Regions from separate parts of the Homo sapiens genome. Here region 2 is linked to region 1. Evidence: chromatin loops called from intact Hi-C (ENCODE). Cell type or tissue: mammary epithelial cell. All regions are shown on one strand. Each heading gives the region's core, and the rest is flanking DNA. Links, peaks and the distances in the headings are about the cores only.

Region 1 (16,262 bases), core at 5,565-13,564:
TGCTTTTGCCCAGTTCATTGTTCTTCTACTACCTCTTTCCATATTTGACGGCATCTTGTATTCTGAGATTATCCTCCAAGATTTTATATACTCCAGCCAACTGAAGGCCATTACAATGTTGGGAGTATCATCACCATAGGTGATGATTCAAAAGGTCTCAGGTCAATTTAAGCAGGACCCCATTTGTCTTTCACGCCTTGCTATGACAGACAACTCTAAATATTTTTTGTAATAGAAAGGCTCATAGATGAAAAGAAATGTCTTCAAGTATACGTTGCTAAATCACTAGCATCTAATGAGTACTTATTAACTAAGCACAATATTTCTTGTAAAAACCTTTTTGATAATGTTTCAAGATATTACATAAGATAGTTTATGGCTATGATTTTTCAAGTTCCAAAGTTTAAATGAAGCAGGATTCTCTCATCAACCACCATTAACATAAACTCAATTTCTGGAAATGCAGTTCCTCTAACTTTGTTTCCTGCTATGTTGGATGTTTCCCAATAATCCCAAAGTAAACCAATTTCTCAATTTCATCAAACTTGTTAGCTCTTTTTGGTCCCTTTCATCCCAAAATTACGTTCCTCTGAACAGTTTTTAAATTTACCTCTCAATTTTTCCACAAATATCACTTCTTCATTGGAAGTACAGAAAGACTGGTATTTTTCCTCTTTTGGAGCTGGGATTTCCTTCTAAACCGGGGACATTCCAGAAAGACAGTAAGTAAATAGTCAAAGGTTAGTAAGATTTGTGAGTACAAATAAAGGGAATATAAAAATTTCTCTGGGGTCACAGCTGTAGTATCTGCCCCATTTCACCTCAACCATACTGTGGAGAGACAAGCTTTCTCAAAGTACTAGCACAGGAACAGGGATATTTGAAGAGACTAAAACAACAAGATTACAGTAATATTTTGTTGGGTTACTAGGCAGTTTAAAAGGAGGACTATTTGAAGGAGAAAAAGCGGGATTTAAATTAAAGTTCTTCATAATTAAGACTCAAAGTGAGAACAAGTTACTTCATAAATATATGCTGAATTATCCTATTCTAGTACTTGAACATTTTTTTATTTTAGCCTTTTATTCGCTTAATTTAAGAAGACACTAAACTTCATTTTATTCTTGGTTATTAAAATAAAAATACCTAGATATTTTAAGTATCATTAATTGTTACTAATGGTATCCAAAATCCCTCTTAAGGATAGTTTTTCTCCACCAATTTCCTCTGATTCTCCTTAAAGTATTTGAGGAGCTAAAGTAAAACCAGATTTTTTTAACATAAAAAGTAGGCTCTAACTTGGCATTCCCTGACTTACATATCAAATGCAAGGTATTTAAGCATCTTAAATAGGGCCTTTTTCTAGGCATTGTCAACTGATATTTTTACAAAAAGCCTCCAGAGTTTCCAAGAAATATTTAAAGCGATATTTATTTTAAAATGTATTATACAAATATGTTTCCTGGAACATTGTTTAATGCCACAAAATGGGAAACAATTAAAATGCACATCAAATATGAGATTGGTTAAATAAATGAAAACATATACTTAAGCGGTGAAGTGACAGCATCTGATGGAGAGCAGTGGGCTCTGGAGTCATACTAGCTCTGAATCTGGAACCTGGCTCAATCATTTTAAAGGTTTATAATCGTGGGCACATGATGTCTACTTTTTCCGCAATACTTTAGTTAAAGTTGCTTACCACACACCAGTCTTGTATTTGCGGTAGTGCATTTGGGGGCATGAAAGTGAAGGGATGAGGATCACATGTGAGCAGAGGTGCTGAAAGAGGACAACAGTGACAGGAGCTGAACCCAGGGACTGTAGCTTCTCTAAGCCTCAGTTTATTTATCTGTGAAATTGGGGTCCTTATGCCTAACTCATTGTGATGAATAAATGGGATTATGTATAAAAAGCATTTGCCATAGTACCTGGCACTTGATTAATGTTTGGCATTGCCTCAAACAGCTTGGCACATACTTAATGTTTAATAAGTATTTGTTGAATGATAATAATTTTTTGAAATATTATATGTAATGCTATGGATCTGTGGAAGACTAATGATATATATATGCCAATATTTGTTTGCTTATAAAAATGTATTTAATTAACTTTAGTTGACAAAACTTGTATATATTTATCGTGTACAACATGCTGTGTTGAAGTATGTATCCATTGTGAAATGGCTAAATCAAGCTAATTAACATATGTATTACCTCAGATACTTATCATTTTTGTGATAAGAACACTTAAAATCTACTCCCAGTGATTTTCAAGAATACAATATATTTTTCAGTGAAAAAAAGCAACTATGACTTCAATTTTATTTAAAAATTCATTCTATGTATTTAAAAAGAAAAGAGTAGAAGGATAGTCACTGAAATGTAACTAGTGGTTATCTCCAGATAGGATTCTAAGCAATTTTTCATTTCTATTTTATGTGTTTTGTAAGTGACCTAAATGTCTTCCAATCTTCTGGAGTCACTTATTTTTGTAATAACAAAATGTCTTGAGTTTCCATCCCAGGTAACAAGATTTATTCTCTTTACTCAGCCTTCCTTCTCCAGGGTTACCTTCTTCTTATAAACCTGTTCATGACTCAGTCCAGGCTCCTCATCCCTTCACTTTCATGCCCCCAAATGCACTACCGCAAATACAAGACTGGTGTGTGGTAAGCAACTTTAACTAAAGTATTGGGGAAAAGGTAGACATATTTCCAGATAGCACCAAATAGGAAAACATTTAAAACTGAATATTGACATCTTAAAGATAACCTTTTACTGGCTGTTTTGTGCCCTAGGCCTCAGCCTACTACCCGTTTTGCCAGGTTCTGCTCCTCATGCCAAGAGCTCTGACCTTACATTTAACCCCTCTTCTCAGCCTCTTTCTCTAGACTGCACTCTGGAAAAAAAAAAAAAAAAGCTAAGTTCTTTTTTTATTTGCAAAACAGTTTCATTATCAGCCCCTATCCCAGACTAGCCCCCAGATCCATCTTGCGTTTCACAAAAGGTTACTGCTGGATAACTTTTATAAACAAAAAAAGTCTTTTGTCCCTGATCTCCACCCTTAGCTAAGCAAAGAGACAGCAAAAACAAAGAGAGAGATTTTCCCTTAATTGAAAATTTGCTGATGATATCTGGAAAAGAAGAAAATTCAAATTCTTGAGTGTGCTTTTTTCCAATTACAACAAACTCTAGAGGTAATTTTCTGTCTACCTGTCATAGATATTTTCTACAATGAACATGCATTCTTTAATAAAATATAATACAGTAAATATTACTTTAAAAAGTAATTGTTGCTTATGGATGAATATCTCTAAAGCACTTCAAGTTCTTATTTCAGAACCTATCCCACTTGTCAGCTCTGTTCCAGTCTGGCTCCTTGCTTTAAGGTCTCCTTCCCCTAACCTTTCCTTTTCTCTCCCTTTCTCTCTCTCTTCCTTCCTGTTTGAATCTTACAGGGGTACCAAAAAAGCCTATGAACTTAAAAGGGAGAGAAAAAACAATATTGGCTCTGAGGTAAGAAGATTCTTACAAATTTAAACTCTGCTTGCTCTAGATGAAGATTCTACAAATGCCTTTCTTAATCACAAGTATTTATTTAGATGAAACCAAGCCGGAGTTGTTACCAGTGGCAAATACATGTGGGTCTGCAACAACCTCAATTCTTGCCTCCTCAGAAGAAATAATTTGACTGAGGGAAATAAGGCAGAAGGAGAGACTGAGGCAAGTTTTAGAACAGGAGGGAAAGTTTATTATAAAGCTTTAACGTGAGAATGAAAGAAAGTAAAGTACACCTGGAAGATGGCCAAGTGGGCAACTTGAAAGATAAAGCACACGGTTTGACCTTTGACTTAGGGTTTTATATGTTGGCATACTTCTGGGGCCTTGTGTCCCTTATCCCCTGATTCTTCCCATGGGCTGGGCTGCCCGCATGTGCAGTGGCCTACTAGCGGTTGGGAAGGGAGCACATGCAGTATGTTTACTAGAGTTATACGCATGCTCACTTGAGGCATTCTTCCCTTACCAACCAAATGTTCCTGGAAGGTCATATGCCAGTTAGACACTACTATTTTGCCTCTTAGTGCACATGCTTGAGCCCACATGCCCAACTCCTGAGATCTTATTGGGAAGCTGCTGATCATCAGTTTTGGGTTTTTCTATCTATTGGGAGACTGCCTTTCCCTGGTGCTGGCTGTGACCAATTATTGTTTTAGAGACTACCTATTATTGGAGTAGGTAGGTAGACAGACATGAGCAGGGCAGTAGAGACCCCCCAGCCCTCCAGGAATGTCAGGCGACCATCAGGTGATGGTCAGTTGGTTGTTAACTGTTTCTCTGAAATACTGTCTCTCCTGTCTCTCAGAAGTTGAGTGAGTGGGCTCAAGCATACACATTATAAGGCAAAATGGTGGAGTCTAACTGGTATATGACCTTCTAGTAACATTTGGCTGGTAAGGGAAGAAATGGCTCAAGTGAGCATGCATAGGATTCCACTGCACATGCAGCCCCTCCCGAGTGCTAAAAGGCCACTGCACATGCAGAGAGCCCACCCTAAGGGAAGAGTCATGGGAGAAGGGTCACAAGACCTCAGAAGTATGCCAACATATAAAACCCCAAGTCAAAAGTCAAACCCTGTACTTGATCTCTCAAGTTGCCTGCTTGGCCCTCTTCCAAGTGTACATTAATTCCTTTTGTTCCTGTGCTAAAGCTTTTTAATAAACTTTCATTGCTGCTCTAAAATTTGCCTCAGTCTCTCCTTCTGCCTTATGCCTCTCAATTCTTTGTTCTGCAGACCCACATGGATTCACCACCAGTAGCATACGTTGATGCCATGCGACTGGGATATAATCTGCTGCTAACATACTTTGGTGTCATGTGACTTGGATACATTTCCCAGTGGTAAGACACCTCTCCACTTCACTTTATAGAGGCATGTAACCTCTATACTTTTCATTCTTTGGCTAGAGGTGTTCAACCCCCATATGCAGTTTTCTTCTCCCTATTCACTCTCCTGCCTACTAACCAACCACTAGAATGATTCCTCTCAGCCACAAATGGCTCTGCTCCCCCTGGCTGATCTCAGCTCACCCTGATGTGTGGCTTTCAGGGGTGGTGGGAAGGATCCTGGGGTCCACACTGATTAGAACTGAAACATTAATGGCCCTCCTGGACAGGACGCTCATGAGAGTGGCAGAGCGAAAGCCTAAAACTGTGCAATGTCTGGGGTTTCTTCAGCTTGTTCAACTAAAATCGGCTCTTTCCAAAGAACCCACGCTGCCTATTTTCCTGTTCTCTCTGTGTGTGTTTTGAAATGGCCTTGTGCACCTGCCAGAATGTACACCTTGGGGGCAAGTCTGCCTTTTCTCTAGTTACACTTCACATGCCATGTGACTTCTTAAACACACATTCCCTGTTATTTTTGCACCCAGAGCTCTTGCCACGTTTTCTTGGCAGCAAAAACATGGGCTCCTCTGTGGATATCCCCTGAGATTTATACCTGTTTTTAACCTACCAGCTCAGATGACCTCCAACCCTTCTCCTGTCTTCTGGCACATTGCCAGGACAGACACTAATTGGAACCCCAGCTGTCCCAGCTGTTTATGACTTACCATATACTTTTCATTCCTGTTATGCCACAGGGCCAAGTATTCCAGTGGCTTTTGAAGCAGTTTGTCTGCCTGCATAGGGCCTCACTCTGTTGCCCTTTGAGGAACTCACCTATTTGCTTTTTTTGAGTTAGCCCTCCTTTGGGAGGAGGAGAAATCCTTCCTTTGCCATTTGCAAGTTCTTACCTCAAGCCCCAAGTACTGCAAATTTCCCTCCATTAGGTCAAGAGGGCAAATAAACTTTACCCTCTGGAATCCAAGGGCTGCTGTTTTTTCAAGCATTTGAAGGCTTTCCATGAATATTCCTCTCACTTCCTTCCACTTCCTCCTGTAGCCTCCATTTCTCTAATCACTTCCAACCCCTTCCCAGTATGCATCAAGACCTTCAAGTTCATATTCAAAGGGAAGGAAGTCCAGCCCCCTTGTGGCAGTTATTTAAAAAATAGGCTACTCATCTCCTTAAAGATCATAAGATATGGGAATCAGACAAAAGAGATAATTCTGCTCTTTGACAGAAAATTGTAAAGGGTTATAAAAGTTTTATAAGAATCCTACCTTATGGTCAAACTGATTAAGATTGTATAGATTTGTCTATAAGATTTTATTAAGAACTGGGTTTGACATCAATAGTACACTAACGCAAAGGTAAAATCTGGCTTTCTTTAGACTGTATTTCTATAAATGTGTTATTGGTATGCGTTTCAAAGTTATGCAAACCTTCTGTAATTCTGATATAACTTAGTATATGTTGTGTTAAATTATTGTGTCCCACAGAGGTAACACATTTCCTTTTCAATTTTGTCTTTGACTCTCACTGCCCTAAGACTTTTTGTTATCCACAGACAATTGTTGTCTTGTTTTAATCCTCTTAAAAATGTGGTTTTATAATCAGCTATAGAACTTTAACGGTTGCTCTCAAAAGCAGGTTTCTGATAACTTTGGAGATTGTGACATTAGAATAGAGGAAAACGCTTTCAGAACTCTCATGGAGAGCTAAAACGTTCATGAATATCAAGCAGAGCAGGACTGCATGCAGTGAACAAATAGAGGACTGAAATAATCCTTTAATGACTTTTTGCTTAAAATGTTGCTGATCCTTTTTTTCAGAGTCAAGAAAACATTTCTTTTGAGCTATTTAGAGCTTTTAACAATTGAGTACAGTATACTCTTATAAATAAAATTTGGAGCATATTGGTTCCTCTCTACCTGGTTTCTCAGTAATTTGGAAACTGTTTGTGAATATTCTTAACTTATAACAATACAGTTATTTTTATAAGTGCAATAAAAATCTGTTTTCTTTTGTAATGGGACAAAATTAGAGCCACTAGTAATTTTACCAAATCTTTGACTGGAACAGCATACTTTCTTTTAAGGAATCAAATGTAACTTAGAGAGCCAATAAAAGTCTCTTGTGAAAACCGGCCTCATACCCTGTATACACAGTCCCTGTACATGGTTACTAACCTGTGGTAAGTAAAGAATGTCACTTTCTGACGGGCCCAGGGATCCCAAGTTATCTTAGGATCTCAAGAGGAGAGGAATTTACACAACTCATATGGTATTTGATGGCACCCACCTATGGCTGGGCTTAAGGTTTTAAAAAGTCTTATCTGAGATTTCTTATGGAACAAAGTTCCATCAAAGCCAATTTTAAAAGGAGCTTATATGGCAAATAATTATTCTTGCTGTGCTTTATGCAAATAATCAAGCCAAGTATAATAAAACTAAAGCTTATTTTGCAAAACAAGTCAGTCTTATCATGATTTGTTTTTAATACAAATGAGGACTGGAGACAGAAAAATTATGTTTAAAAAATATAGTATACGTGTTATTAGGCTCTAGACTCATCAGTTGTTTCTGAGTTTTTGTCTGCAATGTAGACTAACCCTGCTTTTTCCTCTGAACCAACTAGTGATCTCTCCCTGCAGCTCAGAGGAAACAAAAGGGTTGGATAATGCAAAAATGTGGATCAACACTCTAATTCTGGGCACATATTGAAATCAGCTAGCAACCCCATGCACCTAACTCTTAGCAGGCATTACTGCAGCATGTCGGTAGCCTCAGGATTTTTTTGAGCTATCTGCAGCCTATTATTCTGGTTTGACATTCTTCTAAAAAATAACCTGATTTGTCTCCTCTTGCCTTCACGCCATCACGCTCCAAATGATCCTCAGTGAGGGATATCATCCTCTCAATATTCAAGAGTCACCCTTTTACAAAGAAACCCTAGACTACCCATCAGTGGGACACAACAGAGGCATAATTCTGCCCCTGACTCCCTTGGACCTAGCTAGATACCACTTTCACTAACCCATGGAGCCACCCTGCCCTGACAGGTAGCAAGAGTCCAAGACCCACAGAACCACCACCACCAGCCCCGCGCTGTCAGAAGGAAAAAGGAAGCAGTTACAGAAGACTTACTTTCATTCATTTTCCCCAAAGAATTAGGGTCTTGAACTCTTGATGGGGAAAATGTTACAGTAGTTAGTCAGGCAGACATGAGCAGGGCAGGAGAGCCCTCCTGACCAGGAATGTCAGGCGACCATCAGGTGATGGTCAGGCAGTTGTTAACTGTTTTGCTAACATAATAATTGGTCACAGCTGGCACCAGGAAAGGCAGTCTCCCTATAGATATAAAAACCTGAAACTGGTGGTCAGCATCTTCCCAATAAGATCTCAGGAGTTGGGTGAGTGGACTCAAGCATGCGCATTAAAAGGCAAAATGGCAGAGTCTGAGTCTAACTGGTATATGACCCTCTAGGATTATTCGTCTGGTAAGGGAAGAATGCCTCAAGTGAGCATGCATACAACTCCAGTAAACACACTGCACATGCAGCCCCTCCCAAGCGGTAGCAGGCCACTGTGCATGTAGACAGCCCCGCCCAAGGGAAGAATTGGTGGAAAAGGAACATAAGACCCCGGAAGTAAGTCAACATATATAGACCTAAGTCAAAGGTCAAACCGTGCGCTTCATCCCGCAAGTCACCTGCTTGGCGCTCTTCCAAGTGTACTTTACTTCCTTTTCTTCCTGCTCTAAAGCTGTTTTTTTGAGACAGAGTCTGATTCTGTTACCCAGGCTGGAGTGCAGTGGCACGATCTCAGCTCACTGCAACCTCCACCTCCCAGGTTTAAGCGATTCTCTTGCCTCAGCCTCCTGAGTAGCTGGGATTACAGGCACCCACCACCAAGCCTGGCTAATTTTTTGTATTTTTAATACAGACAGGGTTTCACCATGTTGGCCAAGCTGGTCTCAAACTCCTGACCTCAACTGATCCACGCACTTCAGCCTCCCAAAGTGCTGGGATTACAGGCCTGAGCCACCACACCTGGCCTCTAAAACTTTTTAATAAACTTCCACTCCTGCTCTAAAACTTGCCTTGGTCTCTTCTTCCACCTTATGCCCCTCAGTCTAATTCTTTCTTCTGGGGAAGCCAGAATTGAGGTTGCTACAGACCCTTACAAATTTGCTGCAGGTAACATACTTCGTTGTCTCATGATTTGGATACATTCTGCTACTAAAAGTGTCTGGATTTTACTTAGCACCTACAGAAAAAGGGGATTGTATGTATTATAGATCTCTGAGGGGTGGCTTCATATGTTACATTAATTCAAAACATTTTGGTAGAGCAGACAATGCATGTACATTTTGAAGTTTTAGAAAAAGAATTTGGGAAGTCTTGGCCTACAAACCTCACTACCTAAACTAGATCTTTAATAAAATAGTATGTTAAAACTAAAATTAGGCTTTTATAAATTTTCTGTTAATACCTGGAATAAAAGAAAACTTCAAATTAAAATAAACAAGCTTACAATATTTCTTAGATTTTTGGTTCCTAAACTGGATAACACTGCCGCCTTGTGGCAAAGACTGACTACTGAAGCTTTTTAAAAAATAGTCTATTAAAAACTATGTTTTCCCTGATGGTGTACCAATTAAAGTGGATTTTTGAATGTTTGATGGAGCCAGTCTTATTCTGAGTTTCCAAGATGAGACAAATTGTTCTAATAAGTAACTTTAAGCAAAAATGTATTTTTTGTATGTTCCGTTAAAAACACAAATGCATTATGTTCAAACCCAATATTATTTAAAAATAACAAAAAACAAATATCTAAATAGTCTTCAACTCATGTAAAGAAAATGCAAAATAAACTCATTAACCAATTCTAGATTATGAAACTGCATTTTTCTAACTTTACTTATTAAAGACATCAACCAGAAACCTATTACTTGCCTCTTCCTCTAAGAAAGTAAAAGACAAACTTCATCCATTCTCACAACAAATTATGCAAATTGTTTGATTTTGTAAAGTAAACAGCAAAATTATCTCATCTCTTTGCCTGCATTTCAGAAGAAAACAAAATAACTGGGTTTTCCTTGTTTTGTCTGGACTTTTAGCTGTGTGACCTATGTCAAGTTACTTAACCTCTCTCAATCTGTTTCTTTACTTGAAAAATGGGGATAAGACTATCTCCTACCTCATTGGATTGTTATGAGGATTGGGTTAATACAAGTGTTCCTTAGAACCATGCCTGACACCACAGAAATAATTCACTAAATATTAGCTCTTGTTTTTATTATAAGGTAGATGGAAAGCAGCAACACACATACATCTAATTTGTATTAGGCTTGACATAGTTCCGCGATGTGACTTGATTTGCTTGTCATGCTAAGATGGGCTCTCTAGGTACAATTTAGAGCTAGCATAGGCCTAATAGTGATTGGGGTCTCTAATTTAAATTGAAAGCTTCTATCTATGGGATGGGCCTTGGATACCCATCCCCATTCCTCCGTTTACTACACTTGGGGAACTGAGTTAACTTGACTTCCAGTTTATTGATAAAATGGGGAACAACGGTACATGCATCACAGGGTTATTTTGATGATTAAGTGAGATAATACATATGTAAAGCCCTTATCACAGCGTGAGACTTAGAACAGCCTCATCCAAAGTTCTCTGGTATATTTAAAAAATAAATAATATTCCATCTGAAACAATATTAGAACCAGTTATATAATATACATTGTTGAGGAAGTAAGCCAGCAGTTAAAATGATGGGAGAATGAATCCTGCAGAGGGGAGAGGTAAAAGGACAAAATGCCTGACCTCACAGATATGAGGATGGAGAACGAGTGGAATGTGTTTAAGAGGCTGGACCGAATAATAATAAAAAGCCTGGAAAGATAGATCTGGGTCTGAATTCAGGCTCTCCACCAACTTTTACGAAGCCTTGGGGAGGTAACCAAATCTTTTGAGTCAGTTTTCTCAGAATTGGGGATAATAGTGTTGATGTGGATTGAATAAGAAAATGAAACGTACATTCCACTGAGCCTAGGCCATAAAGGAACTCAGTAAATGTTGGCTGTAGCTATTATAATTACTATTATTTTTGAGACGGAGTTTCACTCTTGTTGCCCAGGCTGGAGTGCAATAGTGCGATCTCAGCTCACTGCAACCTCCACCTCCTGGGTTCAAGCGATTCTCCTGCCTCAGCCTCCCGAGTAGCTGGGATTACAGGTGCCCACCACCATGCCCAGCTAATTTTTTGTATTTTTAGTAGACATGAGGTTTCATTATATTGGCCAGGCTGGTCTCGAACTCCTGACCCCAGGCCATCCACCCGCCACGGCTTTCCAAAGTGCTGGGATTACAGGCGTGAGTCACCACGTCCAGCGCAGCTATTATTATTTTTAAAGACGTAGTATCTGCATTCGAGACTTGAGCACTTCATCGGGACAACTAGTTTCCAGTGTAAGTGAAAAATGAGGACGGAAATAGGAATTGAATTATTTGAATAATGGGATGAAGGGAAAGGGAGGGGAGTTGCGGCAAGTTTCTTTGAATTGGCTAAAACAGCAGGGACTCTTGGGAGTGCCAAGCATAAGCTCTGAGACTCATTATAGCCTCTTGCTTCACCATTTTAAGCTCTTAAGAGAGGATGAAATAAAGTGGTCAAGCGAGCCCTGCTTTGCCCCACCCTCACCACACGGGGGAGCACGTAGGCACTTTGATACCTGCATTGTGACCGCCATTATGATGCAGTGACCATGCAGGGGCGGGCTGGTGGTTATACTCCTCCAGGATCATTTTCGTCTTCCCTTTACTTCCCCCCTTTTGGCAGGGAAAGGCCAGATGACAACCTGAAACTCAGCCAAGCTTGCAGCTGTGGTCGCTGGTGAAGTCAACTCCAGCAAACCGGAGGCATTAATAATCTTCCTGAGGTGCTCCTCTCTTTTTCCAATTCCCACCTTGATAGAGGGGTATCTCAAAGTGGGCGAATCAAATTGAGAAGAACTGGGAACAGCCAACAACCTCCCACCACAGCACAGTTAAGGGATTCTGTTCCATCAAGACAGCCATCAGCCAATCAGTTGTCTGCCAACCCATCATCTGCCACCCCATCCTTAGTCAACAAAGCAGGAATCAACTGGGCATGAACCAATCAGGCACGAACCAATCAAGTTTATCAGACTCGAACCAAGCAGGCATAAACCAGCCAAGCACAAACTCACTTGGTATGAACCAAATGGACATGAACCAAGGGAGTGCAAGCCTATATGAAATGAACCAAGTGGACATGAAACAACCAAGCATGAGCCAAGCTGGCATGAGGCAATCAGGTACAAACCTACCAGACATAAACCAACCCGACATGAAACAACCAGACACATGGCAATTAGGTAGGAGCCAACCAGGCATGCTGCAACAAGAACTGAGCCAACTAGTCCTGAGCAAAGCAGGCATAAGCCAACCAGACCCATCGCAACCAGGCCCAAGCCAATCAGGCCCCAGCCAATCACGCATGAGGCAAATAGGCACGAACCAATCAGGTATGAGCCAACCAGTGATGCAGCAACTAGACAGCCAGTCAGGTGGGAGCCAACCAAGCATGAGACAAGTAGGCACCAGCCAATTAGGCACAAGCCAAATAGGCATGAGCCAACCAGGCACATGGCAAACAGGACTGAGCCAACCAGTCCTGAGGCAACCAAACATGAGTCCACCAGGCATGTGGCAACCAGGCGTGCAACAACCAGGCATCAGCCAGCAAGTCCCAAGCCACCCAGACATGAGTCAACCAGGCATGAGCCAGCAAGTCCCCAGCCAACCAGGCATAAGGCAACCAGACACTAGCCAATCATGTAAGAACCAAACAGACATGAGCCAACCAGACGCAAACCAATCAAGTTTATCAGATTCCAACCAAACAGGTATAATCCAGCCAAGCCCAAGCTTACTTGGTATGAACCAAATGGACATGAACCAATGGAGTGCAAGCCTATATGAAATGAACCAAGTGGACATGAAACAACCAAGCATGAGCCAAGCTGGCATGAGGCAATCAGGTACAAACCTACCAGACATAAACCAACCTGGCATGAAACAACCAGGCACATGGCAATTAGGTAGGAGCCAACCAGGCATGTGGCCACAAAGCCTGAGCGAACTAGTCCTGAGTGAAGCAAGCATAAGCCAACCAGGTCCACCGCAACGAGCCCCAAGCCAATCAGGCCCCAGACAATCAAGCACGAGCCAAGCAGGCACAAACCAATCAGGTATAAGCCAACCAGTGATGTGGCAACTAGACATGAGACAGTCAGGTGGGAGCCAACCAAGCATGAGACAAGTAGGCACCAGCCAATCAGGCACAAGCCAAATAGGCATGAGCCAACCAGGCACATGGCAAACAGGCCTGAGCCAACCAGTCCCGAGGCAACCAAACAAGAGTCCACCAGGCATGTGGCAACGAGGCATGTGGCAACCAGGCATGAGCCAGCAAGTCCCCAGCCAACTAGGCATGAGACAACCAGGCACTAGCCAATCAAGTAAGAACCAAACAGGCATGAGCCATCCAGGCAGGGGCCAACCAGGCATATGGGAACCGGGGCCGAGTCAGCCAGGCCTGAGCCAACAAGACCTGAACCAATTAGTGCTGAGCCAACCAGGCCTGAGTCAACCAGGCAGGAGCCAACCAAGTGTGAGCCAAATGGGCATGAGGCAAACAAGCATGGATTACTTTCAAATAAGACATGCAGAGGCTGGAGACTGCCCAGAAATTTTGCGACTGATTAAAGTAAGCCTATTTTTATTACATGGAGCCTCATGGCATTGGTGTAGGGCTGAAAGAGTAAGGGAGGCATAGTTGGGGTTCGAATTCTGCCTCTGCTAGTTATGTGTTCATAACCTCTGGTAGTTACTTAACCTCTTTACTCTTCATTTTCTGCATCTAAAATCAAGATTATAACAATATATATCTCAAAAGATTGTTGTTATGAAACAATAACATAAAATGATTACATATAAATTGCTTGGCATATAGTAAGGGGCTCAAAAAGTTATAGGGGAACCAATTCCTGGAAATTTTAGGGACTGAATGTGTTCTCTTTCCTGGGGAAATTTTAACTTTAAAAGAGTGTCTTAGAGAAAAGAAATGCTTACCTTAAACAAATGACCCACCGATGATAGAATTTCATATTTTAGTGGCTAGGATTTTGCGGTAGGGAGTCGCATTGCTTCTAAGGCCACACCTACTTGTAGAAACTGATGATCAGCTACCTAAAAAACAATATTCACATGCAACAAATTTTCCATACATTTTCAGACAGTTCATTGATCACTGAAGCCCATCCACAGACAGCCCCCAGGAGCCAAGGAGCTGGGTTACATATTTCTCATTTAAATGTTTATTTTAATGGCTCCCTTGGAAATCATTCCAGTTAATTAAAGGGACAAGCTATCTAGTAGTCACAGTTACTGTGCTGAAGTTCTGTGGTGCTGAAAGCACTCATTTATGTGATGGACAACCTACAGAATTCCATATAAAGCTGTAAACCATGTTCTTTATGGAGTAAATATGTGGCTGGAGCAAGGCATAGATTGTAGATACGCAGCCCTCATAAGTGTTTTGTAATGAAAATGTTTTAATAATATCCTCACTAATATATTTAAATCTTATCTAAATCAGGCCAAGTTTGTGTTCCCTTTGGAGAGTGTGTTTTAATGGCCAAAATAAAATACCCATAGTTTTCTAGTGAAATCCACCTGTTGAAGTGATTCTAGGCCTGGTTACAGATCTGTAAGAATTGGGTTACCTATCCTTTTATGGCTTACATTCTATTCCATTTCCACAAATTCTCACATCATTTCTCTAACTGGCATTAATCTGAATGATTAGATAACCTATCAAAATACTATGCCCAAGAGATTATTACAGATCCACATTCTTCCAGGTGGTAGAAAACATTTTTTAAAGAGTTTTTTGTAGTTCTAGCATCTGACACTCGGTCGGCAATTAATAAATTTATTGTTGAATGACAATTAATCTCTTTACCTGGACAAATGCACTTTTCCTAGCTTTCCAAGCAATGCCCATTGTCATCACCAAGGGAATAATACATCACTAGATTACCCCATTTCAATGAAACTATCTGAAGGGTTTCTGGCCACATTTACTTTTTAATTTGCCACATGTATCTGATAATACATAAGATGTTTATTGGGAGTAATTTTAATGAGTATTCATTGTGGAAAAATAATAGAAAAGCTAAATTACTCTCTCACATACATGTATATAGTGACTAATTGGCTTTGAGTTTTATGTTCTTCTTAATATTTTATGTCCATTTGTCCTAACTCCTGTTCATTGCTAAGTTTGCAAAACATTCTCTCCTTGCAGAGGAGTTTATTAGAGTTTGCAATCACAGTAATTGCTTAGCTGAATATATTACAGGTTTTATTGACTGTCCCATTCCAAGTATCCTCTGTATGAACTCATTTTATACTATTCTCAATCAGCACATCACAGCATTATTTGGGAGCCTAGTCATTTCATTGCCAGGCAGCCATACTTCTTGCTTACCAGAATTTCTAAAGCTTTTTATTGTGGTGGTCCTTAAAGTGTGGTTTTGGACCATTGGTGAACCACAGATGGTGCTGGGTCATATTAATATTTTATTTTTGTTCATTATACAAACATTGAATGCATATTAGGGGAAGATTATATACCAAGTAGTATAAAAGATATAAGGATTCTTGGATTACAGTCTCTCTCTACCCTCAAGGAGCTTACAGTGTCTTAGAGGAGGTATCGACATAAATATTGTCCTCCCTGACCAATCCATTCTCTACACAGCAGCCAAAATGCTTAAAACTCCATTGAGCTTCTGGTTGCCTTGAGAATAAAATCCAAACTTCTTACTAATGCTCTATGTAATCTGGCCCTTGGGGTTCTCCTGTATTTTAAAAGCTTTTTTCCATTAAAAGTTTAATGCAATTCCAGTCAAAATCTCCAAATTTTCACATAGAAACATTTTAAAAATTCAAAAAAGAAGAGTAATGAGGGGAGATGATCTATACCAGATATTATAAAACTGTAAGTAATTAAAATACTATGGTAACTAGTGGAAAGATAGATCAATGGGACAGAATGGAGAGTCCAGAAGTTCTCTTAAGTATGCAGTCAGCCTTCTGTATCCATGGCTTCTGCATCTGTAGATTCAAACAACCATGGATTGAAAATATTTGTAAAAATTGCAACCGTACTGAACATGTACAGACTTTTTTCTTGTCATTATTCCCTATACAATACAGTATAACTATTTACATAATATTTACATTGTATTAGATATTGTAAGTAATCCAGAGATGATTTAAAA
Region 2 (16,262 bases), core at 4,307-12,306, 1.8 Mb before region 1:
AACCATACACAAAGATCAACTCAAAATGAATTAAAGACTTAAATGTAAAACCCAAAGCTATAAAAACCCTGGAAGACAGCCTAGGCAATACCATCCTGGACATAGGAACGGGCAAAGATTTCATGACAAAGACACAAATAACAATTGCAAAAAAGCAAAAATTGACAAGTATGGTGACTATAATTAACAATAATTTATTCTATATTTTCTAATAGCAAGAAAAGAGGATTTTGAATGTTCCCAACACAAAGAAGTAATACATGTTTGAGGTGATATATATGTTAATTATCCTAAGTTGATCATGACACGTTGTATACAGCTATCAATAAATCACACTTTATCTTCTGGAAAATTATTTTGTACCAATTAAAAGTAACTTAAAAACACGAGAAAGACCAAAAATACATGAGAACACTATTTCAGCACTATGGGCATTTTTAATTTTAACCATTATGATAATTTTGTAGTGGTATCTAATTGTGACATATTCCTGATAACCGTTGAAATCATATACTTTTCATATTTATTATCCATTTAGCTATGTACTTTTGTGGAGTGCCTGCTGATGCTTTTTGATTATTTTTTTTAATTTGGATTGTTTGTCTATTTCTTATTTAGTTACAGTCATTGTTTGTATGTTTTTGATATATTTTTTTCCATTACATTGTTTACAACTATCTCCTCCCACTCTGTAATTTAGTTTAGCTTTTTTTTTTAACTCTTGTTGAACAATGCATTTTTACTAGTGGGGTCTAAAGTAGCTGTTTCTTTTATAGTCAGCATTATTTTGTCTTGTTTATAAAATATTTATTTACTTCAAGATAATAAAAAGATATTCTCCTATGATACTACTAGAATTTTCATTGTTTTAACTTTGCTATGTACATATAGTAAACCTAGGATTGCTTTATTGTGTATTGTGTGAGAGTCCAATATTCATGTTTTTAAACTACTTTATTAAATAATATTGACATATATGAGGCTTAGATATTTAACATATGCAACTTGATGTATTTAGAGATAACTATACACCTTTAAAACCATAACCACAATCAATGCAATAAATTCAACCACCACTTCCACAAGTTTCCCCCATTTAAATTTTTTTTTATTTTTCCCCCTTTTGTGATAAGAGCACTCAATATGAGATCTATGCTCTTAGCAATTTTTAATGAATACAATATATTATTATTAATCACAGGCCCTATGCTGCACAGTAGATCTCTAGAATTTTTTATTTTGCATAACTGCAACTTTGTCTTCTTTGATAAACTTTGCCTCATTTTCCCATCCTGCTAGCACCTGGAAACCACCATTCTCCTCTCTACTTCTCTGGATTTGACTGTTTCATATACCACACATAGGTGAGATCATGCAGTACTTGTCTTTCTGTGTCTGACATATTTCACTTAGCAAAATGTCCTCCAGGTTCATCCATATTGTCACAAATGTCAATATTTCCTCCTTTTTTAAGGCCAAATTATACTCCACTGTATGTATCAACCACAGTTTCATTATACATTCATCCATTAATGAACATTTAGGTGTTTTAATAATCTTGGCTATTGCAAATAATGCTTCAATGAACATAGGATTGCAGACATCTTTTTGTGATCCAGATTTCAATTTTTTGGCATATATATGCCAAAGAGGAATTACAGGATCAAATGGCAACTCTATTTTTAATTTTTAATGGAATCTCCCATATTGTTTTCCATAGAAGCTACATCAGCTTACATTCCCACCAACAGTGTAGATGGGTTCACTTTTCTCCACAGTGTTGTCAACATATTTATTTAAAATATGGTCCTTTATGCATGCTCTTTAGAGCCATCTTTAACATATATCAACTGTCCAGATATGTGTTGTCTATTTCACAACTCTAGACTGTTCAAATGATTTATTTGACTATCTTCACCTCAATCCCACACTCTCATCTTTACTGTAGCTATATAATGAGTCTTGATACCTGTTGGTTCATCCTTCACTTATATTATTTCTGGTGCTCTATTTATCCAAATAGATTTGAAAATTATCTTGTTAATTTTCACAAAAACCTAATAGAATTTTGATGGGGATTGGATGAATATGACCAAGAAGTTTAGAAGAACTGACATCATTAAAATATATAGTCTTCTAATCTATGAATAGGCTATACTCCTCCATTATTTTATTTTTAAAACTACTGCTAGGGTATAAAATGCAATTGATTTTTATATATGGACCTTGTGGCTAGCAGTCTCACTTAATTCATCTATTAATTCTAATAATCTTTTATGCATATTTTTAAAGATTTTTACATACTGAACCATGTTGTCTGTGAATAAAAACTGTATTATTTCTTTTTGCAATCCTTATCTTCCAGATACCACCTTTTGTCGGAACTCGAGTCATGACTGACCCTCACTATACTGATGCTTTCTGACTGAGTTTCTCTCTACCCTAAATACAAGAGACTCTAATAGTTAGGCAGGAATATCATTGCCCCTATTCCGCCTGAAGAAGTTACAGAAGACGGATCTTTGCCCCTCTGCAACCCTTAAGATTAAGGGTTCTCTTATAAAAGGGAGAAGGGAAATGCCAGAGGCATGTGAACCAGAGCAACTCCATCTTAAGTAGGAGCTGGGTAAAATGAGGCTGAGACTTACTTGGCTGCATTCCCAGGCAGTTAAGGCATTCTAAGTCACAGGATGAGATAGGAGGTCAGCACAAGATACAGGTCATAAAGACCATGCTGATAAAACAGCTTGCAGAAAAGAAGCCAGCTAAAACCCACCTAAACCAAGATGGCCATGAGAGTGACCTCTAGTTGTCCTCACTGCTGCACTCCCACCAGTGCCACGACAGTTTACAAATGCTATGGCAACATCAGGAAGTTTCTCTATATGGTCTAGAAAGGGAAGGCAGGAATAATCCACCCCTTGTTTAGCATATCTTCAAGAAATAACCATACAAATGGGCAACCAGCAGCCCTCAGGGCTGCTCTGTCTGTGGAGTAGCCATTCTTCTATTCCTTTACTTTCCAAATAAACTTGCTTTCATTTTACTCTATGGACTCATCCTGAGTTCTTTCTTGCATGAGATGTAAGAACCCTCTCTTCGGGTCTGACTCTGGACTCCTTTCCTTTAACAGTCTTCCAATCTATGAATAGGCTATACTCCTCCATTTGTTTCATTGTTTTAAACTGTTGCTAGTATATAAAATGCAATTGATTTTTGTATATTGACCTTGTGGCTAGCAGTCTCAATTTATCTATTAATTCTAATAATCTTTTATGCAGATTTATTCAGATTTTAAATACACAACCATGTCATCTGTGAATAATAACTGTATTATTTCTTTTTGCAATCCTTACTTTTCATTTCTCCTTTCTCACATTATTACAGAGTTTACAGTTTGCCTCTTTGCCTAATGCCAATTCCACAAAAAATTCAATATTTTATCGTTAAAAATATTTAAGTTTATGGAGAAACTCTTTTAAATATTAATAAATTGCCATTGAAATTCTAGTGGCTAAGTATTTGGCTCATGAATGAATGTTGAATTGCATCCCATAAATTTTCTGCATCTATTGAGATTCTTACATTTTTTCCTTACTCTTAATATAATGACTTACATTAATTTTCTAATGTTAAATCAACTTTTCATTTCTATTATAAACTTGATTATGATATATTGACCTTTTCATATATCATTTAATTTGACTTGCTAATATATTTTGGATTTCTGCTTCCATGTTCCTAAAAGATATTTGCATGTTCTTTTCTTTTCTTGTAATGTTTTCGTCAGATTTTGGCATCATACTTTAATTACAAAGTAAGTCCTTAATTTTTTTTTATTATCATAAAATGTTTAGGTTAATATTGGTGTCATTTTCTTTCCTTAGTGGTCTGTAATAATTCACTGGTGAAGTCATCTAAGCCTGGAGTTTTGGTGGTAGAAAACTTCAAATTACAGAATTGATTTTTAATAGATAGAAAACTATTCAGACATTCTGTGTGCTTGTGTCAGTCATGTATAGTACAGTTTTCAAGATATTTATCAATTTTATCTGAATGTTTAAATGTATTCCCAATGTTGTTAATATCCTCTCATCTTTTAATGTCTGCATGATCAGTCACATTCCTAAAATTGTCATTTTATCTTTTTTTCTTTATCTTGATAATTACTTTATTAAGTAAAGGTAATTATCAATTATTTTTAAAGAAAAAACTTCTGAATTTTAAAACTCCTTGGCGTATGTTTTGTAGTTCAGTAGCTTCTGATCTTAATTTTTATTGTTAATAAAAATTATAAAATAAAAATCTTATTTTTACTGGATTTTGGCTTAACTGTTGTATTTTCCAAATTATTGAAATGACTATTTAGATTATTAAATTCCAATCTTTCTTCTTGTCTAATATATGAATTTAAGGCTATATATTTACCTCCAAGCATGACTTTAGCTATATCTCATTGTTTTATATGTTAAATTTTTATTAATTTCAACATATTTTCTAAATTTTATTATGATTTTTTGAAGCTATTTAAAATAATGTCTGTGTATATATCTGTGTGTAAGTCCTAAACAATGCAAAGAACTTAGAACCCTTAATGCAAATTTGTACCCTCTAACTACTGGTCTTTTTTTATTCATGTGTTTATTTCCCCGATTTCAAAATTCCTTTGTGTATGAGATTTTATTCATTTTCTGAAAGAAGCGACAGTATTTCATGGAGAGACATAGCAAGGTTCCAAACTGAAAACAAATAGATGTTAAGCAGTGATTAAGCATTTACTTTCAGAACCATGTATGGCCATTTTCCTATTACACTTCCACTCTCATTACCCCATATGCAAAAAATGTTGTTAGTGGCAGCGTTGTTATTTGTGCCCAGAATAAACTTGAGATGTCATCTCTAAAGAAAGGGAGTGCCTAATATTTTTAATTTTGTTGTGATACATCAGAAAAAAGAATGCACACACACAAAAAAGGCAGAAGTAAATTTCATTCTCCACAACAGAACTAGAGATGAGAAACAAATAGTAACTTTACCAGGAATAAAATAACCCAAAAATTATCACAGTGTCGAATATTTCTAATTTTGTTGTGACACATCAGGAAAAAAAAAGGCAGAAGTAAATCTCTTTCTCCACAACAGAAATAGAGAGGAGAAACAGATAGTAACTTTACCCAGGAAGGAAATAAGCTAAAAACTATCAACACTCAAAATCTCTTTTTTTTTTTTTTTTTTTTTTTGCTATTTGAGGATGTTAACACCTATCTAACTGCCACCACGTAACCACACATCCCAACGTGAAGTCTACCTCTGAGAAAAAATATATAAAATGCAATGCATATCATGTTTAAATATATATTAATAAATGAAGACTTATTGAGATACAAATGATTATATTAATGGCTACGATAATATATCCTAAACTATTAGCACTGGTTTCTTCTGTAAAGAAAAGTAGGAATTAATGGGAATTGACAGAGAACTTTTGTGTTCTACTCTATTTCTTTGTTGCTCAAAACTTTTACAACTAGAATGAACTTAGTAGATCCATATTTTATTTGTGTAGATTAAAAACATAATAGCATGATAACTTTAAAAATTGACCAACTAGTATTTCGTAGCTATTGTGTTCAGTTCTGGATTAAATATCAGTGTCATATTTTTAGTTGATTGAAATAAAAAGGAAATCTGCCATATTTTTCCCCACAGATTGAAGCTAATCATTCTTAAGCACAAATGAGCTGTTTCATATAATATACATGCTATATTAACTCTTTCCCTTCAAGATGTTTGAGCAAAATTTTATGTTATCAGTCAGAAGGCTCCATTTATTAAGGATTCCTTTGATTGCTGTAACAGAAACCTAACTTAAAGTAACTTAAGCAAGTTGTGATTAGGTCACTGGAAGATCTTGTCTTAAGGATAACTGGATTTAGCACTTCAAATGGTTTTAGGAATCTCTTGCCTGTATGGAAGGGAGGATAATCTTAGGCAGCTTCTAGGCTAACCTCACAACTTTGTAAACATAGAGAAAAACAGTTTCAAAAATTCAGTAAATAAACATTCTCAAACTATTTGGGGCTACAGATCCACTTCTGTTGGAGTAAGGGTGATTATTATCAGAACTAGAATTGATAATAGACATAAAATAGCATATATACACTACATACTTCAGAATGAGTCAAAAAAGCTAGCAACAGTAATCTAGCCCAAACTTTAAAAAAATAAGTAGAGTTATTAGCTAGAAACTGGTATAATTCACATAATCCAAAAAATGTGTTGAAGCCACATGTCCAAAATTTGAACCTGACTCAAACGAGGGAATATAATGCTTTCAGGATACTTTCTCCCTCTCTCTCTCTCTCTCTCTCTCTCTCTCTCTCTCTCTCTCTCGTCTCTAATTACTTTCAAACAATGCTTTACTTTTTTTTTTTTTTTTTTTTTTACAATGCTCTACATTTTTCCCACAGAGCAGCAGACATATCTGCTGCCAAGTCCAGGCTCTTGTTTTTGAAACTTTGTGGCCAGACAAAAAATAGACTCTTTCTTTTCTTTTTATTTATAAGCTTTTTAATCAATCAATTTATTTATTTTTTCTATTATGTTTTGACATCTTAGATGCAATGTCAAAACATTTCAGTAAATTACTGATATGGTTTGGCTCTGTGTCCCCACCTCAATCTCATGTTGAATTGAAATCCCCAGTGTTGGGGGAGGGACCTGGTGGGAGGTGATTAGATCATAGGGGTGAATTTTTCCCTTACTGTTCTCATGATAGTGACTGAGTTTTTATGAGATCTGGTTGTTTAAAAGTATGTAGCACTTCCTCCTTTGCTCTCTATTCCTCTTGCTCCAGCCATGTAGGACTTGCTGGCTTCCCTTTTGCCTTCCACCATGATTGTAAGTTTCCTGAGGCCTCCCCAGCCGTGCTTCCTGTACAACCTGCAGAACCATGAGCAATTAAGCTTCTTTTCTTTATAAATTACCCAGTCTCAGACAGTTCTTTATAGCAATGTGAGAACGGACTAATACAATTACACTTAACATTATGACCTCTTTCATACCTTCACATTTTGAGTCAACCACTTTGGTAACATTTTGAGGAGGTCCTATAATTTCTATATTGAGTATCATGACTTCCTGGTAATTAGAAAGGGTGAATTGGGTATGTGTAAACAAGAATCAGTAGATATACATACACTACAGATATATCAGTAAGCTTTAAGTCTTAAAGTGTGCAATAAATCAATGTAAATATTTTATATATAAAAATAGTGTTAAGGAGATATGAAACAAGTTAAAGACTCTGGTAAAAAAATATTTTTAGCTATCTTTATTTCACAGATTATTGCCTGCATGTTGGAAATAAATATTTTGAGGTAAAAATTACAGTTACATTTTGCATGTTTACTTCACTGTTATAGTTTTGTGACTTTTGAGTAGAAGATGTTTATTTTGTTGCTTTAAGACTTATTTTCCTTTGAAAATACTTAAATTATGTTTCATTCTTAATTATAATTTTATGTCCACTTGCCAAAGCACTTTCCATGAGACTATATTTTTAGTTTTATAACTCAAACACTGGTAAAATACTGTCCTCTTGATCTAACTTTGTTTTATGCAACACTACTAGAATTAACCTATTCTCTGAAGTAAGAGCTACCAGTAATTCATTAATAGACTAGTTTTTGACTCATCTTCACTCAACTTAGTTTCACATGGCTACCACTAAGCGGCAGTGTAGCAACATTCTTCTGTGTAGTGTTGCTCTCACTTATTCCACTTCACATTTTGTTTCCTTTAAGAATGTCAAAGTTTTTTATTCATTCTATTTTTTAAATGGATGGGACAATGGTATTTCTGGTCTTAATTTCTGTTTTTAACTTTCAATTTTAGCTAACATTTCTGTAATCATGCAACTTATGTAATTTGTCAATTTTTTTTTGTAGAGAAAGAAACTAGTAAATCTGGTTTGCCAGCCTTTTTTTCTCTAGCTGAGCATGACAATGGGATAGTTAATTTTAAACTGGTTTTGGTACTGTCTTAGAATCAAAGCCTAAGCTATTGCTCCAGTTAGTAGAACCCATATGTGTGGTAGCCAGAAGAAAATTTGCCTTCAGTATTTTAGCCATCACATAATATTACTTCTGGAAAAGCCTGGTGGTACAGTTCACTAAGTTGAATTTTCTGTATTAATAATTACCAAATATGATCTCTGACACACTCAGAGTGCCAGAAGACACCCTAAAGATTATCCAGTAGTCCAACTCCCTCATTTTAGAATGAGATTTGATCCAAAAAATGTTCAGATTATTAGCTGTGTTCGCATATCCAGTTTATGGCAAAATCAAGACTAGGGCTGAGAAGCTTTCATTCTCAGTCCAGATGTTTTTATAATTGTTATCTCCTTGAAACTTGGGTAATGATATATGATCCCAAATAACTTAAAACTAATATTTGCACAAATGGTCATGTATTGGTCATATAAACAAAAACTTCAGATTAACTTTCTTCCCACTGGGGTAATCAGTGTTGAGAAGGCATAGACAGAAAGATCTAATTTGCCATCCAAATTGAGTATAATTTTTCTTAAGAGTCTATCATTATGTTCAAGTTTATCATTAGGCTTCACAAAGACATATTTGTAAAGTGTTTACATCTTCCAATTTGTATAGACTAACCACAAATAAAGAGTACATATAGAGTTGGTCTAAAATTGTGTTCCTATTATAATAAAAACAATTTGTTCTCTTCAACACACAGTAGTTGGATACTCTCACTCTTACATGGTAGGGTAAGAGTGTTCGCATTAGGTTTGTCACACTCCTGCAGCTCTTCTCTTGTCACAATTTAATTCCAGCAAACTATGTGTGGGTTTAGTTTTCAGTTTTGAGGTTTTAAACTCAGGAAAACAGCAATAGTTTTTTTATTAACTAACAGTAAATCATAATAAAACCTAGACCAGCTGTTCCCCTGACCAGCATAAGGTGGTACTGTGAATGTAAGTTTAATTTCTGGAACTCCATGGGAAAAAATTCAAAAAAGGGCTCTTTGCCCTTTGTTAATTGCAAGATAGAAATTCCAACAAAGTGATGAGGAATATGATTATTTTTATGAATCACTGCAGAGTAGCAATAACAAAATACCAACGGGTAAAAAATACTGCCTCAAAAAACTGCAATTGTGTGTGTATTAAATAATAATTCTCACTGAAATTAATGTAGTCTACCAAAATTTGTCATATTATTATTCATAATATTGAAAGATTTTGACGTTACTTAAAGATTTGCATTTTTAAAAATTTTAAGAGCATATATAGCTGTCTGTACTCCACCACTGTTTATTTACCTTGAATACAATTTCTGTACTTTTTGAGATTCTTGTTCTCTTACTCAGACCCAAATTGTCAATATATAAAAGCTAAATTGCTTCCAAAAACTGATTGCAAACAGATTCAGACCAAAAACAAATCAATCAAGTAGAAATGATTCTTAGATTACTAACAGTATATTATGCACTGAACAAGGTTCAAAGTTTAAAAATGTTTTCTGCATTATATTTGCTAATGATTATGTTGTGATTAGTTGCGAACCAAGCAGGCAGTGTATGTTATGTCCAAAATGAACAAAGTGGAAGGCAGATGGGTGAAAAGGTTTGCAGATAAATAAGTTACTTTAGTCTGAGATGGCCAAAGGTATCCTTCAAATGATTTAATCCCCTACCCATCTCTTAGCAGTTTGACATCCTCTAAGTTCTAACACAACCCTATCTCCCCCTACTCTACCTGCCCTGTCCAGTACAGTAGTCACTAGCCACAAGCGTCTGTCCCAATTTAAATTGTATTAACTAAAATAAATATAATTACATATTAAATTCCTCAGTCACACTGGCCATATTTTAAGTGCTCAATACCAACATATGACTAATGACTCCTGTATAAGACAAGGCAGATTATAGAGTATTTTTACTATTGAAGAAAGTTCTATTCGATGGTGCTGTGAGTTTACCAGTTAGCTTAAATAATCTCACCTGCATCATGTCTCATCTACCACTGATGACTACTTTCATGTCTCTCTCTATACCTCAGTTTCCTCATATGTTAAATGAGAACAATAATAGCTACCACATAGGCGTGCTGTGAAGATAAAACAAAACAATACGTTTCAATATTTTTTAAAGTACTGGACCCATAGTAGACCCTCAATTATTTTTAATGAATGAGAAACGTCTTCATTGTTGTTAAGAACAACACTATTGAACTCCAGCGCTGTATATTTAACAACCTACTAAATATCTACATTAGAATTTCATACAGGAACCTCAACTCAATATAGCCAAAGCGTAATAATACAGATCAAGACTGTCTTATGCATAATCACCATTTGAATATCTGAAAACAGCCATTATTTCTACCCTTGCATTACTCTGTTAAAACTACTTAGTCCCTTTAATATTTTTGCTGATGTTTTCTAAACCCCTATCATTTTTAAATGCTCAGCTTAAATGTCACTTCTTTTGTGAAGTTATTCCTGTTTTTTATGACATCTAGTAATTTGTTGAACAAACCGTCAACTGCATTCGCATTCTACTTGAAAAGTTTTGCCTTTTTGTTCACTTCCATTATTAGAACACAAGTTACCTGACCAAAAGTGCTGTTTCTTATCATGACATTCTTAAATGATAGCACAGATCCTATCACAGAGTAAGGACTAGCCAAACCCTGTTTGAATGAATATTTCACATATAAGAGGAGCTTTGAACTATGGGCCAAAAGATTAGTAGAGTTTAGATGGTGGAATAAAGGGCAAAAATGCCATTAGTGAAGCCATCATTGTGTGCAAGTGTAAAGTGCTTTGTGGGGGAGGGAGTGAATAGGCCAGTTTCCTTGGAGATGATGATTAATTTTGGAATAAATTGTAAAATGAGTAAGAAAACATTTTCTGAGTTTGAAAGAGAGGTCCACATTATCCTATAAGCAGTGGGGAGTCATGGTGAATTGGGATGGGGAAAGTAACATTATCAAAGCAAACTTTCGGCAAGATTAATCTGGAGATAATGGGATAGAATGGGTTGGGGGGACACTACAGGTGGTGAGATCAGTTAGAAGACTATTGCAGTGATCCATGCATGAGGTCATAACATCTTAGAATAAGACGATTGTGATGAGAAAGGTGAGATGAGAGAGAAGTTGATGGAAAAAGAAAAAAAAAGTCCAATATAATGAAAAGTGAGATGTCTAATGGGGAATATGGTTGTAAAATGAAGGAAAATATTTGGTTTTAGAAATACTTTGACTGAAGTACCTGATGGTCAGAGCTATGAAGGAAATATCCCACATTTTGTGCATATCCCAGACTGAAGCTTAAAAAATTTTTAGCCTAGAGAGATGGATTTGGGAATAGAAAACTTTGTATTACACATTATTAAAACCATAAGAATATAGGAGATATTTAAAGGTCAGAGAACATAGGAAAAAAATGGTCCTAGTACTGAATCTTGGGAAATGCCTGTATTTAGAATTTGGGCAATGGAAAGATGAAGCAATGGAAACTGAGAAGGAACATCAGAGAAGTAAGCACCATTTTGTGCTATGAGTACCGCAGATATTCCATTCTCTTAAGGCAATGATTCTCATTCTAACGAAATTGGTGAAAATCTGATATCGTTGGCTTAATTTTTTAACAATGCCACAGCTCTCCACAAAACTAATTATATTTTTTCTAGTAGGCTGATCAACTATATCTGCTCTGTATTCATTCTTATTTCCACTTCCCTATACTATTATCCATGCTGTTATTATTTCTCCTGAAAAATTTTCTAAGTTACTATGTTATTTTCTCTGAATACTTCAAATATATCACTCCACTTTCTTCTTGCCTGCATAGCTTCTGAGAAGTTAGGTGTAATTCTTATCATTGTTTCCCTTTTTTCCCCCTCTGACTTCTTTCAATATTTTATTCTTTAGGTTTTACTTCTTGAAGTTTGAATATGAAATGCCTAGATGTAGTTCCCCCCTACCCCTATTCATTCTATTTAATATTTCCTGAGCTTTCTAGATCTGTGGTTTGATATCCAACATTAATTTGGGGAAATTCTCAGTTCCTATTGCTTCAAATGTTGCTTCTCTTCCTTTCTTTCTTTTTCTTCTGATTTCTCACTTCACAAATATTTCACCTTTTGTAGCTGTCTCACAGTTCTTGGATATTTTATTGTTTTTCTTTCATTCTGTTTTCTCTTTGCTTTTCAGTTTTGGAAGTTTCTATTGATATATTCTCAAGTTCACTGATTCTTTCCTCAGGTGTGTCTACTCTACTAATTAGCCCATCAAAGGCATTCTTCATTTCTGTTACAGTGTTTTGATTTTTGGCATTTCTTTTCAATTTTTTCTTAGAATTTATATTTCTCTGCTTACATTATCAGTTCTTTCATATTGTCTATTTTTTCACTGGAGCCCTTGGCATACCAATTATAGGTTTTAAATTTTTAAAACAGAAAAGCATAGAGATTTACTAAAAAGTTACCTGATTCTATCACCCAGAACAAAATGTTTTCTAAACCCCTACCATTTAAAAATGTTCAGCTTAAGTGTTACTTATTTTGTGAAGTTACTTCTGTTCCTTATGACATCTTATAATTTTTTTCTTAAATCAACAGTTGTATTCCTCATGCTACTTAGGAAGTTTTGCCTTTTTGTTAATTTCTATCATTAGAACATTAATGTTTCAGTGTATACGGTTATTTCTTTTTATACATTTAAAAATATAGGTGATATCATAATTTTTATACATTTAAAAATATAAGTGTCTAAGTTTTAAACATACAGGTTTTTCTCAGTCCAAAATCAGTATATATTATTTGTAGATAATGTATTATCTACTTAAGCAAAATGATAAAATATAAATCACTATATTCTTTTTAAGCAGGGAAAATGTGTGATCAATATTTATGGGTATGTGTATCTTTTCAGGTGTGTTTATATCTAAGTTTCTGTGTGCTTACATATTTTAATGTAAATGTATTGGCTATATTATATAACACACCTTTCCTCATACTATTGTCTTTAATTAATTTTGTAGTACAAGCAATAGAAAAATAGTTCGAAGTGCTATGGGAGATAACATGAAGAGACGGTTGGTTATCTATGATCCTGTAAAATTCAGGATAAACTTTTAAGATGACAGAAACAATTATTAATTTGCTTGTCGATAAAATTGATTATCACTTCTTTGAGAATAGTGGAATTTATCTTTACTTTTAGGAATTCCACACATGGTGTATCTCAAGAGTGAAAAAGTTAGCCACTATAAAGCAATTGCCAGCCATGTATCAGATTCATTCTCTGAGATCTTCCATTACCCACTTAGAATAAATAAGCCTTATGGGCATTCAAGCCAAAGCTCAGGGATTTCTCCAATTCAAAGAAATTTTTGAAACTAAATTCACCATATCTTTTTTCTTTTTATCAATGACTAAAGAAAACAATGACACCTCACACTCTGGACATCTCTAATGCCTACTGTGTATTTTCTCATCTCCGCTAATATCCCTCCCCTATCTCTCACCTCAAAGTATCTGAAATACTTGCTATGTTCCTGTCTCCATCTTTCCTCAAAAAACATTGTTTATTTGAAGTTCTCTTTAGTGGAGACTGTTTAACATTTCTCACCCATGGCATCCTCCTTGGTCACCATTATAGTTTACTCTCTATCTCATTAGAACAAAATTCTTTGTGCTTTAAGGCCCATGCAATTTACTCAGACAATTTTCTTCCTCTCACTGTCACTATGATAAACCACCTTGGACAATCATCCTCATTTAGCTTAAAACTCATTCACTTATTCAACAAAAATTTTAACACTATTTTCTAAGTCAATGGCCATTCTAGGCACTAGGCATTCTGCAGAAAACAAAACAAATTAAGTTTTACTTTCTGTTGGTTTCCATAACAACACTTTCTCCTGTTTCCTCTCCCTCTCCCCCAATGACATTTTTAAAAATCTGGTTCTAGGGCATCTTCCTCTGCTCAGTTTTAACTCTTGTTCTCTGTATGTCTTATAAATCAAGTGCCATGTATATGCTGATTACTCCCAAATTAAAATAGTTGACTAAGAATTATGTATACTCAATAAATTTGTGGGCTTAGGTTTGAGTTTGGTGCTTTTCCAAAAACTAATAACTATCACCTCATTTTAATGTTCATGTCCCTCTTTTTCATAAACAGCAACCATAGGTAATTAGCTTTTCCTGGTAAACATCATTCAGTATGCTCCCACGTATTTCCCCTTGCATATATAAGACTACATTGTAGTTCTATCTATCTACATGATAGAACCAAAATTAACCTGAATGAATGCATTTTGTTATACTATTAGTGTATTTTAATAATTAATGTTGTATATGCATAAACATTGATTGTTCCTTAGAACAATTAAAAATAATTTAAGTCGTTTTTCTGGACATTAAAAACATGGTTTGTCTCAGCAGGTGAAACCGCGTTGGTAACCACCATTTTAAATTGACGTAACATTTTACTTATTATTCAATAATTAAATTACCTTTTAAATTTTTAACAAATTTATTATTTCAGAAGGAAGATTATCATTTCTTATTATTTTCAATAAAAATTTATAACTTAAATGTATTAGTCCTAACATAAACCAGTTCATAGAATGAGTGTTTTAGTTCTTTTTATTTTATTTTATTTTTATGTTTTATTTTATTATTATTATATTTTAAGTTTTAGGGTACATGTGCACAATGTGCAGGTTTGTTACATATGCATACATGTGCCATGTTGGTGTGCTGCACCCATTAACTCGTCATTTAGCATTAGGTATATCTCCTAATGCTATCCCTCCCCCCTCCCCCCACCCCACAACAGTCCCCAGAGTGTGATGTTCCCCTTCCTGTGTCCATGTGTTCTCATTGTTCAATTCCCACCTATGAGTGAGAATATGTGGTGTTGGGTTTTTTGTTCTTGCGATAGTTTGTGTTTAAGTTCTTACTGTGTGCATAATATTGTATTAAGCATTATCAAGTAATGGTACCAAAACAATACAAGAAGTATCTTCATAAGTTCAATGAGGTGAAGAGTTTGAATTTATCCGTATCATTATTTATTTAAATTGTGAATTATTATTTAAGCTACTGAAAACTATTACACGGGACTAATCTTGTGTCAGCACTGGAAGTTGGAAATGATATAAATCAAATGCAAATCTCAAAGAACCACTTGAATAACTGATTTTGTGAAAATTATCAGTAGTTTTCTGTCTCTTTTTAATTATACCCTAGCTACCAAGATAATACACCTCCTTAATGATTTGGGAGTATGTCCAACTCCTAATAACTTTTATACATGTTTAATGATATTTAATATTTTGAACAGGCTTTATGTCTAGAACTCTTCTTGGCCTACTCAATTAGTCTATTTGTGACAGTTCAGACTCAAGATTTTGCAATTTTTAAATTGTAGCTAGGTCAATCAACACATTCATCCTTTGATTAGAGGGCAAGATTATTTTATTTTCTGTTCTCTCATCACTTTCGGGTAAACAAAATTTATGTAAACCTAACAAAATACTCTTAAGCATCCTCATTGACCCCTCTAATTGCACAATTTTTTTCCTCCAAGGTGTCATCGAACAAGTAACTCATTTTAAGTTGTTTGTTTTTGTTTTTCTACTAATAAAGTTACAATTTTGTATTTAAAATGAATAGGATTGTCACATGCGTCTTCATGAATTCAACTGCCATTAATGTTTGCCTTTAATCAAAGAGGCTTTTATGGGATAAAAAGAAATTCTTATAAGATTTTGCTAACTTTTTTAGAATGCCCATACATTAAAATACATTTGTTGTTTGCACGTTTTGTTTATTTGAGGCCTTTACTTATTTTTTTATTTTTATTTCCCCATAAATATTGTTTTATATCTAATAAATTATTAATAGATTAAACTGGCAGACTGTGCATATGGGTTGATTAATTAAATATTCACACTTGAATAACTTCCTTAGCCCAATTTAAAACCCAGAACAAAATGTAAAAATATTAGTTTAGACATACAACAATATGAAGTTTTAATAAAGTTAAACATTTAAGCAAATCTATTTAAATGGTGACTTTGAATGTTTAATGTTGTGCTGCAGACATGACTCATTCTAGGATGAACAAATATTGTGCATTGGCATCATGCCTTAGCAGGAAATATTTTTAATGAATTATCTGTTGATTAAGAAAATCTTTGTTTTCAGATAGTAGA

What was found. Hi-C counts contacts between places; a loop is a spot of excess contacts. Peaks named below come from ENCODE experiments on the same cell type or tissue, not always from the same donor. Only the 100,000 strongest peaks of a DNase experiment are listed, where the experiment ranks them.
Region 2: it touches region 1 in a loop (9-fold over the local background); 3 of 110 quality-filtered maps call a loop at or near these places.

What each region holds. Positions count from the first base shown.
Region 1 is chrX:85,104,747-85,121,008 of GRCh38, reverse strand. It overlaps SATL1 (spermidine/spermine N1-acetyl transferase like 1), which reads left to right. Exons shown (of 8, transcript NM_001367857.2): 3 at 11,729-13,681. The coding sequence starts at 12,041. Among named protein-coding and RNA genes, the nearest start is that of APOOL, 110 kb to the right of the region's middle. In mammary epithelial cell, for the core only: CTCF peaks have their summits at 6,003 (motif pointing left), 9,467 (motif pointing left) and 11,610; a DNase peak (open chromatin) is centred at 13,438; H3K27me3 peaks cover 131 bases.
Region 2 is chrX:86,938,248-86,954,509 of GRCh38, reverse strand. No RefSeq gene overlaps it. Among named protein-coding and RNA genes, the nearest start is that of KLHL4, 570 kb to the left of the region's middle. In mammary epithelial cell, for the core only: a CTCF peak has its summit at 7,723; no DNase peak of the experiment used is centred there.